Regions from separate parts of the Homo sapiens genome. Here regions 2 and 3 are each linked to region 1. Evidence: chromatin contacts called from ENCODE Hi-C or POLR2A ChIA-PET data. All regions are on one chromosome and are shown on one strand. The core of a region is the stretch at or near the end of the contact, and the rest is flanking DNA. Distances in the headings are between cores, read along the strand shown. Region 1 overlaps LOC105372988 (a long non-coding RNA gene). Region 2 holds the start of CASTOR1 (cytosolic arginine sensor for mTORC1 subunit 1). Region 3 overlaps TBC1D10A (TBC1 domain family member 10A).

Region 1 (3,362 bases), core at 28-2,527:
CACCCACCTTGGCCTCCCAAAGTTATGGGATTACAGACCTGAGCCACCTGCCCAGCCCATCCTTGACTCTTCATCATTGTTGATGAAGCTGTGTGTGGAAGGCAATGGTGATGGGAATTCAACCTTAGACTAATCTCTAGGTCTACATGTGCAGTGGTTGACTTGATTTTTTTTTTTTAACTCATTATTGGTATCTTTTCAGATGTGTAGGAAAAAAGATTCTGGATATACAAACCAAATAAACTAGGGCTTCCTCATCTTACTGAGTTGGTGTCTCTGTCATTTCCCTAGTTGTTGTCCATAACTGGTTTCCTTTGACTAAAGTAATTGTATCTGAGATTATTCTCCCTTTGAAGATCTCTCAGCCAATCTTGTTGCTGAGGGCATCAGAAGAAGATTGAGAGGGTTATACTTGTGCCTTTTTTAAAGGGTTTGCCTACAGAGTGTGGTGTGAGATGTGGGGGAGCCCACAAGGATTTTTCTAGAAGTTTCTATCCTCAGAGATTTGCTCTAACAGAGGGTAGGGTCATGGTTCTGAATTAGGCATCCTCTTGCTCATGCTGGTTAATCTGATACATTTGGACTTCAGAGTCCTATCCTTATGCCACAAATGTGGGCTAGTCACCCACTTTTTCCTTGTGATATATCCCAAGGAAGAAAAGCATCATAAGATTTAGAGATGGGGCTTCCCTCTCTGTGATTAAAAAAAAAACCTAGGTCCAGTTCAGAATGAAGAAACTGAAAAGAGAAAATCCAACCCTTTTCACATCCAACCCCACCCTGTCCCTGGGTGGCCCTTACTTAACCCATCACCCAGCACTCCCTCTAGGGAAAAGCCTGCCCAAAAACTTTGGTCCTAAGAAAAGCCTTACCCTAATAAAGAAACTGGGAGGCTGCTGCTGGGCTGCAGCTGCTTTTATGGAAGGAGCTAGACCAGAAGCTAGACTAGGGCCAACAAGTCAGGCCTCTGTAAGAATCTTCCAAGGAGGTAAGGCGGGGAGAAAAAGGATTCCTCATTTACATTGAGAGTAAACTTCCTGTCCTATTAAACAATGAGGCATTCAAAATCCGCCTGAGTAAAAGTCCCCTGATGCAATGAGAGGGTGAGCAATTTCATGTCAGGCTGTTGTTATGGGATTTATACATGTCCTAGCTAGGGCTTGAGGTGAAAGTCAGAGCCAAAAACAATAGCCCTAAACCCCACATGCACAGAAACCTCATTCCAGTGGAGTTTCCTTAAGAGAGCACAGCAGACTTTTCACAAACAAAGTGACTTCAAAGGTAGCCTTGCATCACTGCCTCCTCCACTTGACACTTCCCTTCAGCCCAGACCTGGCCCCTCTGTTTCTTGGTTTAATTTATGAGGTTCTCACACACATTGCAAAGCAATTATCTGAGCTGCTGGCCAACAGGAAGGTAATTGTAACTGAGTACTTCCTTTGTCAAACGCTGACGCTGGCCACCGCGATGGTGATGACGCTGGCCATGGCAATGGTGATAGGAGGCGTGCCGGCAGCTCAGCACCCAGTGACAGGATACCTCTGTTTCTCCCCCACCCCCAACACAATGCTGTCTGACTGAATTCTCCAGGGAGGAGGAAGCCAGTGGGTTGGAGGAATGGGGGAATTTTCTTACATCACTTGACGTGCTTGCTTTCACTCGCAAAATCCTGAGTCATGACTGAAGCTGTATTGCCTCAAGTCTCCGGCTGAAACCAGGGGTTATAGGTTTGGAAACCTGATTCCATCGGCTGCCTCTTGTCCAATCATCAGAGGAAATGTGTATTATTTCAGTTGATCCTCTTCAAGTTGAAGTGCCTTTGGATTGAGGGGATTACGTGAGGGAAGTGGCTCTGTAGTGGCTTAGTAAGCCAATGCCATGCGAGTGAACAATATTTGACATTCGGTGAGTTTACAGAAAGGGCAGTCTCTCTGTTTGTTTAAACCAAGATTAAGTGAAAGGAAAAGTTTTTCTTTCCCATCCCAAGACAAATGTGAAACACATGTTTTCCCTTTTGACTTTGTAAGTACAAGGCTCAAACAGTTCTCCCCACCCCCTTCGGCCATGAGTTTTTAAGGATTGCAGAATGTTTCCTCTCTTTGGTGGCCAAAGCCAATGTGAGCCTTTATATTTCCAGACAGTGGAGCTGATGATGATAGCCTAGTTGGTTCCAGGTAATCATGTAGGTTGTTTCTGGGCCTACCATTTTATGGGTAGATAGGATGGTAAGATGTAGTACAAGGAATCCCAGGCCTGAGTTCACTAAGCCTCAGTTTCCTCATCTACAAAATGAGATTGGTTGAACCTTAAATATCTCAGGTAATTTCTATCTTCAGAAAGGATGTTCATTCAGGTTGGTTTTTCTGGTATGTGGGGGACATTCCTAGTTGAGGTATCCTTTGCATGGGCACAAGGCAGTGTGCAGGCCTGAGGGTTGGGAGACCTCAGTCAAAGAGCCTGCCCTGCCATTGACTCACTGTGACCTTGAACAACTCACTTCCCCTCTTTGTGAATCCTTCTTATCTGAGAGAGGAGGTTTGACAGTCTTGCCCCTGACATAGCGGTTCAGATATGAGACAAGCCTGAATGAGACTGGGATGTCAAGTACTTTGAGCTCCTTGAAATGAAAGGATCATTCATCTTGGAAGATAAATTGTTAAAAAATGCTAGCTCATAACTATTTTTTTGGATTATCTCAAAAATAAAGTAAAGAAAATCAATGTTGTTTACTCTTGGTTTTCCTTTTTTTTTTTTTTTTTTGAGACGGAGTCTCGCTCTGTCACCCAGGCTGGAGTGCAATGGCGCAATCTCAGCTCACTGCAACCTTTGCCTTCCGGGTTCAAGCAATTCTCTTGCCTCAGCCTCCTGAGTAGCTGGGACTACAGGCACGTGCCACCATGCCCGGCTAATTTTTTTGTATTTTTAGTAGTGATGGGGTTTCGCTGTGTTAGCCAGGATGGTCTCGATCTCCTGACCTCATAATCCACCCGCCTCGGCCTCCCAAAGTGCTGGGATTACAGGCGTGAGCCACTGTGCCCGGCCCACTCTTGGTTTTCTTTAAATTGCTACTGGTTCAGGGAATATAAGCACCCAATGACCAACACGGGCTATAAAAATCAGGACTTTTACCACCCTGTGTTGGCCAAAGCAATGTTCCTAGCAGATTGCTTTGATCATGTTGCTACTCTGCTCAGAAACCTTCAAGATACTACTTGCCTCCAGGATACACTCCAAACTGACAGTCAGTTCCCCGTTGTGACCTGGCTTCACCTGCATTATATATCACCTCTTCTACATGAAATCCTAGAATTCACTAGCATTGCCACAATGATATTGGATCACCCCTGCAACATCTCATAAGT
Region 2 (3,076 bases), core at 504-3,003, 93 kb before region 1:
GACTGGTGAGGGCAAGGACAGGGTGTCCCTGGGAGAGGCCCCCCTTCTGCTGAGGAAGCAGCTTTTCCAGTCAAACAATAGCGCTATTCCTGGCAGATGACCAAGCTGGGCCAGGCCAGGCCATAGCGGGAGGGGGCAGGAGAGGGAGGAGCAGAGCCTCCCTGGGAGCTTTCAGCCTTCGCCTGGGCCTGGAACATCCTGTCCTGGTACAGCTGGGGATACTGAGGCCTAGGGAGGTGAAGGGTTTCAAGAGACTATCAGGGTAGGCCACTCCACTTCCTGCCTCCTTCCCCTCAGCCCCATGGTTTCCCACTCTGTCTGCACCTGCCATTGATGAGATGGGCTCAGCCTTTGAGAAGCTCCTCCTTCCCCTAGTCCTCCAGGGGATAGGCCAGGATGTGGTGGCTACATAGTGTTTCACAGGAATGTGTCAAGCCCGAGAGTCCAGGGAGGAGGCTTAGCTTGGCTTCCATCTGCCTATGGTGGGGGCTCCAGAGCAGGCAGAGGGCCTGCTTAGGCCTGCTGGGTCCCAATCAGGCCTGAGGCCTGCTTTAGTCTACTTGGTTCAAAGCCTCACATCTGAGGCCTCAGGGTGCTCAGGCCAGGCAAGGGTCCCCTGGAGCATTCTCAGCCCTGCATGGAGCCAACATGGACATGCTGATGCCTGCTTAGCCTTGGGGGGGTCTTAGACCTGTGAAGGCCTGATAAGATCTGGGGTGTCTGCCAGTGCCGGGGGCCTCCTTGAACCTGAAGCAAGTTTAGATGTGCACAGGCTAGCTAAGGGCTGCAGGCTTTGGGGCTCAAGTTTCAGGCTTGAGGTCTGAGTACTCACTGAACCTCAGCTGCAAGGGCCTCCCCCACCAAAGTCTGAGCACTGGGCATTACTGGCTCAAGCACTTCCGGGTTTTGTTGGTATCGAGGGACCTCAAGCCTTAGGCCTTGGCCACCTGCAGCCCCCTAACCCAAAGTATGTCGCTCAGGCAGAGGTGGCTAGGATTCTACCTCTGTGTGCCCCTGGTGAGGAGCCTTCTATTTTGAAAGTTGGATGAAAGGAACAAGTGGGGCTACCAGGCCAGGTTTCAATTTGTCAGCCCCCTCGCAAGCGGGGAAGGGTAGGTATCAATCGCAATCCTGTGTTGGCGGCCCTGCCCCCTGCAGCCATGAGAGGCAGGAGAGCGAAAGGCGCCCGGGGGACAGCGCTGCACAGCAGACCTGTGCCTCTCATTGCTCCGGGGATTTGGGGGCAGCGTTCTGGTCCTAGCCGAGCTCCAGTTTGTTTCGTGTCCCTTCTGTCTCAAGGACTTCAATCATGAAACCCACGTGTGTGCCAGAAGGACAGAAACGTCCCCTCCGGGATGCTCCCACCGGCTGCGCAGCTGGCTTTCCGCGGAAAGGGCGGAGCCCAGGGAGGGGGCGCGTCAGGGGCGGGGCCTGGAGGAGTCAGACGGGGTGGGGTCTATCCCCGAGCCAGTACTAAAAAAGGCGGAGCCGTTCGGGGCGGTCTCGGTGGGCTGGCTGGAAAGCGGGATGAGGTTCTGGCGTTAGGAGGAGGCGTGACCACCCAATAGGCTTCTCTTCCCGCGGGGCGTGGCCGTCAAGGAGCCGGACGCCGCGCCTGGCTGGGCGGGTCAGCCTCGCAGCGGGCGGCGTGGACGCGGCAGCGCAGCGGCTCCTTTAAGGCTCGGGCACCACCCCCGCCGCCCCGCCTCCCGTGCGGCCTGGGTCTAGTTGGCGGCGGGGTCGGGTCCGCGCGAGCCGCGATGGAGCTGCACATCCTAGAACACCGGGTGCGGGTGCTGAGCGTCGCCCGTCCCGGTCTCTGGCTCTACACCCACCCGCTCATCAAGCTGCTCTTCCTGCCCCGCCGCAGCCGGTGCGCGCCCGGGTTCGGGAGCGCAGATAGGGGCTGGGGGCTCTGCTCTCGCTCCGGGCCAGGGTCGGAGGATTAGGATCGCCGTAAGGCAGGCAGGCAGGCGGGCGGGAGCGGGTGGGGAGGACTCTCCCCGTCCGGCCGCCATCCGGCCTGGGGGACCGCCGCCTATCCGGCCCCGTGAGGCCCCCTCCCAGGGGCAAAGCGCAAACAGCCTGGGATGGGCAATGCTTAACTCAGTAGTGTCAAATGGGGGCATTCCTACCTGGTCACTGCGGGGAGCTCCTTCCAGGACGCCTCCCTTCATGTCAGAGGGGCTGGACTAGGGGGTCCAAGGTCCGACGCCCCTGGGGCTGTCGCCGCGGGTGTGAACCTCTCCTCCCTCCAGGAGTGGAGGGGTGGAGGGTTCCTGGAGAGGTCGGGAGGCCGGAAAGTAGCCCCCAACCCCCGAGATGGGGCTAACATCCCATTGGCCTGGAAATTAAAGGCCGAGAGGGCAAGAAGGCGCCCGGCCCAGGGTCGCGGGGGTGTCTCGGGGCAGATGGAGAGAAATCCACTCCCGACCCCTAGTTCTCCACACCAAGCTGAAGATGCTCCCCACCCCCAACCAGGTGCAAGTTCTTCAGCCTGACGGAGACCCCTGAGGATTACACGCTTATGGTGGACGAGGAGGGCTTTAAAGGTGGGGGTTGGTCTGGGGAACGGGAGTACGGGAGGGGCTTGTCGTGCTCCCCTTCTGTAGGGTTCTCACCAGTTGCTGGGATCCGTCCCAAGAGCTTAAGCCTTAAAAGCAGATGGGTCGGGGTTCGAATCCTACTCCACCACTCCCTGGCTGTGTGCCCTTGAGCAAATCACTTTCCCTCTCTGAGCTGTTTTCTCTTATGTAAAATGGGTATAGTTATGGTTCTGATACATAGGGTCCCATGAGGCCTTTATAAACTTAAAACCGCTGAGGGGCACTCAGCAGTCTTAGGCCTGCAGAAGGGCCTCTGTTATGATTCCAGTCAAGTGCTGCTGTTAGAAATCCCTGGGTATTATTTCCTCCTGGTCTTACTCTCTGGTTTGGGTCACCTCCTCCCCTGCTGGTCTGGAAACTCCAGGAGTCTGAGGGAAGGAATGCAGGAGCAGGCAGCCATCTCAGGGGAGGGTCCTGGAGGCCTCCTGGCTGTGCTGGGGTGAATAGCAGCCACCCAGGCCCTGGCCCCA
Region 3 (3,090 bases), core at 162-2,661, 110 kb before region 1:
ATTCATAAGATAGACTGTACAAGCATATAGCGAAACTGAGGATCAGAGAAGAAAGGGGACTTGCCTAATGTAGAAAGGATTTCTATATCAGACAGCAGTTGGATCAGATGTTTTCTAAGATCCTGACTGAGTTAATTGAAGGATATGTGACTCTTCTGATTTAACAACAAAAAAAATAGATAGCCTGCAATGTTTCAGGAGTATATCCTGTGCCTAGAGACATCTACCTGCAGTTAGAGAGCATGTGGTACGCTGAGTGCTGGGTACAGCCAGACCTCCAGTGTCTTCCTTCTCACCATCTCCAGGTAGATTAAACTCCTCTGCTGTTAAAGGAAAAGCCATTCAGATGGCCATATTGCCTTAAAATTTTCCTAATTTAGGATTTAAAAAATCAAAACAGATCTTTCAATTGACATGCACAGTTAAAGTAGTAGTGGGTTTTTTGTTTGTTTCTGAGAAGATCTTGCCAAATCAATGGTGTAGCTTAAAATCAGTGGTGTCTTAGAATCCAGGAAATATGGTAGTTTGTTTTGTACTCTTCTGAAGTTCCGGTTTGAGGTTTGACATTGGGGGTTTGAAACTGCCAAAGCTGTTATCTGGCATCAGTTAAAAGAACTCTGAATTTAACATGTTCCTCTGTGTATCTGCAGTTGGGAGAATGGGCATCTTTGAGTCCCTGCAGTTAGATTTTATCAATAAAGCCAGACTGAGGGTTGAGGTATCAGATAGACATATTTAATCACCTGTGAGTTCTTTGGAAACTGGTAATCTCAAGTGAAAACCTTGCCCTCTGTAAGCCTCAGTTTCTTCATCTGTGCAGTGGGGATATTGGATTAGCCATTATCTACATCCATAACTGCCAGAACTTCCTGTTGACTCAGTTTGGGCACCCTTCTGACTGGTTAACTAGAAGGCTGTTCCTCTGACTTGTTGCATAAGCAGTGCATTATAGGTGGTGGAAGGTATCATGGCCTGGGAGGTGTGGGCCCTTAGTTTCTGCTCCTGGGATGTTTGGGGGTTGCCCGGAGATACATATCCCTTTGTAAATTACCTGACCTTTTGTAAAGGCGTGGTCCTTGCTTTGCTTTTATCAGGAAAGGCAAAGAAAGGAGTAACTCATGCCCTAGTTCTGCCTTTAGGTGGTGAGAGGGGCAGCAGTTCAAGGTGGGGTGCCTTGTATCAGTGCGTTGAGGGGGCCTCCTTTGCCTGGGCTGTAGTCCTTCCTCAGACGTTCAGTTCCAAGGCTACTCTCAGGCCTGGGCACTTCCCCAGATAAAATGCACTGAAGAAGACCTTCCCTTTTGTGTCTTAGAGGCCTCAGCTCTGCCAGGGCCCCTCCCTCTGCTCTTCCAACCAGTAAAAGTCACAGTAGCACATTTCCTTCCGGCAGAGAGAGGATCAGAGACTCAGGCCTGGGCCAAGCCCCAGCCCCACTGTGTCCTGTTCCTGAGAACCTCCTCTGAGCTGCCTCCGACTCTGTGCTCCTTTCTGAGAGGTCAGGCAGCACTGTGTGCTGGCTCTTGGCTGGGACCTGACTTGTATTTGAGTCTGGGTTTTTCCACTGATTGAACGCTAAGCAAGATACCTTTCCTGAGTATCTTACCTCTCTAAGCCTGTTTCCTTGTCTGTCATTAATACCTTATTCTGTTAAGAAAGCAGAAAAAAGCACCTTGGTGCTGAGGTGTTTTCCCCACATTCAGTGCCCACCAGAATATCAACTCCATGAGGGTCAAGACTTTGTTTTAATCATGGGACGGCATCCCCATAACCCATCCAGAGGCCCTCGCCCTAGAACACTGCAACACAGTTGTGCTAGCTGCCCAGTCAGTAGATCTACAGATAGAAGAAGTGGTATTTGATGGGGCTTTGAAGTGTGTGTAGGATTTTGATGGGTGGAGACGATTTGGGAAGCATTCCAGCAAAGTTACTGGCATGAATAAAGGCTGAGAGGGAAAGGGCCAGGGCATAATTGGGGAAACTCTGAGTAATGAGTTTGGCTCAAGTAAAGAGGTGAGCATATTATTTCTGTACTCGTTTGACTAGTTTTTGTGTTCAACTCTGCACCTTGTACACCGGCCCTCTGAAGAGGCTTATTGACTAAGGCAGACCCAGGACAGGAATGCTTTGCTTTGCTGCACAGATGCAGACACTCACTCAGCCTCTGCCTCAGAGAGGTACCATGGGTCCTGGCCACATTAGGGAAGTAGGCACTTGAACCACCTGCTGTCTCTCTAGCTTATGCCTTGAGGCGGTGGATGGGGAGGTGGCGTGTTCCCTCTCATCTGCAATAGGATGGTCCGAGGTAGCAGTCCTGAAGGGAACAGCAGGGATGGTAGGCAGGAAGAATGGAGGTCTGACCAGGCTGGCGGCTGGGAATGAAGCCAGGGCCTTTGCTTCCCTTGGCACCTCTCACAGGCCCTGCCCTCTGCTCCACAGGCTGGAGGAAGTACCCCTGGAGGTGCTGAGGCAGAGGGAGTCCAAGTGGCTGGACATGCTCAACAACTGGGACAAATGGATGGCCAAGAAGCACAAAAAGGTGAGGGGCCTGGCCTCAGGTATTGGGCTGGGAGTTGGCAGCTTGGGGAGGAGGAGGAAGAGGGAGGAACTTCATCAGCTTAGGAAAGCAGAGGCTTCTATAACTGCCAGATGCCTTAGGTGTCCTCCAACTGCCAGTGCAGGACAGAAGCTGGCTTGAAGGCAGGGGGAAGGTTGGGCCCTAACACAATGACTTCAGATTCATGCAGAACATTGTCCTGGAGCTAAACCTCAAAGCCACTCTTAGCCAACAGCCATAACACAGCTTTCTTCTAGCCTTCCCAGGGGAAGGACTTAAGTGCTGCTTACCAACTATCAAGGAGGACTTTACAATACTGCCAGTAACTAGCGTGTATGGAACATTTGCTTTGTGCTTGGCACTTGCCTGGGATAATTCCTTACAGCACCCTAGTGTGAGGTTAGTAATAGTAGTATCCCCACTTTACAGATGACCTGGTCAAGATTTGAACCCAAGCAGTGTACCTTTAGCACCTGCCCTCTTAGCCACCACAGTACGAGGCCTTCTTTACCCTCTAGATTAACTTGATGACTTCC

Evidence for each region. A loop is a pair of places that touch in the nucleus more often than their neighbours do. ChIA-PET counts read pairs that join two places held with the same protein, here RNA polymerase II (POLR2A). Pooled maps may share reads with other maps.
Region 2: a pooled map shows a loop between it and region 1 (2.6-fold over the local background). The contact joins the promoter of CASTOR1 here to the enhancer-like site in region 1. A Hi-C loop is called at or near these places in 1 of 168 maps with a recorded cell type or tissue (CD14-positive monocyte) and 4 of 50 pooled maps. POLR2A ChIA-PET finds 5 or more read pairs at or near these places in 3 of 52 experiments (Caco-2, MCF 10A and WTC11).
Region 3: a pooled map shows a loop between it and region 1 (3-fold over the local background). The contact joins two enhancer-like sites. A Hi-C loop is called at or near these places in 1 of 168 maps with a recorded cell type or tissue (posterior vena cava) and 2 of 50 pooled maps. POLR2A ChIA-PET finds 5 or more read pairs at or near these places in 4 of 52 experiments (A673, BJ, Caco-2 and 1 more).

The regions. Positions count from the first base shown.
Region 1 is chr22:30,194,591-30,197,952 of GRCh38, reverse strand. All of the region lies in intron 1 of LOC105372988 (a long non-coding RNA gene), which reads left to right. It also overlaps a transcript of HORMAD2 not described here. Among named protein-coding and RNA genes, the nearest start is that of LIF-AS1, 43 kb to the left of the region's middle. RefSeq lists an enhancer at 1,468-1,587. Within about 2 kb of position 1,277, at least 38 of the 41 ENCODE cell types and tissues checked have a DNase peak (open chromatin) inside an H3K27ac peak, as active enhancers do; they include CD14-positive monocyte, where a contact is called at or near this core.
Region 2 is chr22:30,288,182-30,291,257 of GRCh38, reverse strand. CASTOR1 (cytosolic arginine sensor for mTORC1 subunit 1) reads left to right here and starts at 1,753. Exons shown (of 9, transcript NM_001037666.3): 1 at 1,753-1,873; 2 at 2,482-2,552. The coding sequence starts at 1,761. RefSeq lists an enhancer at 436-495 and silencers at 1,376-1,815, 2,016-2,095.
Region 3 is chr22:30,303,977-30,307,066 of GRCh38, reverse strand. It overlaps TBC1D10A (TBC1 domain family member 10A), which reads left to right. Exons shown (of 9, transcript NM_031937.3): 2 at 2,437-2,536. Among named protein-coding and RNA genes, the nearest start is that of CASTOR1, 16 kb to the right of the region's middle. RefSeq lists an enhancer at 1,892-2,391. Within about 2 kb of position 1,411, at least 36 of the 41 ENCODE cell types and tissues checked have a DNase peak (open chromatin) inside an H3K27ac peak, as active enhancers do.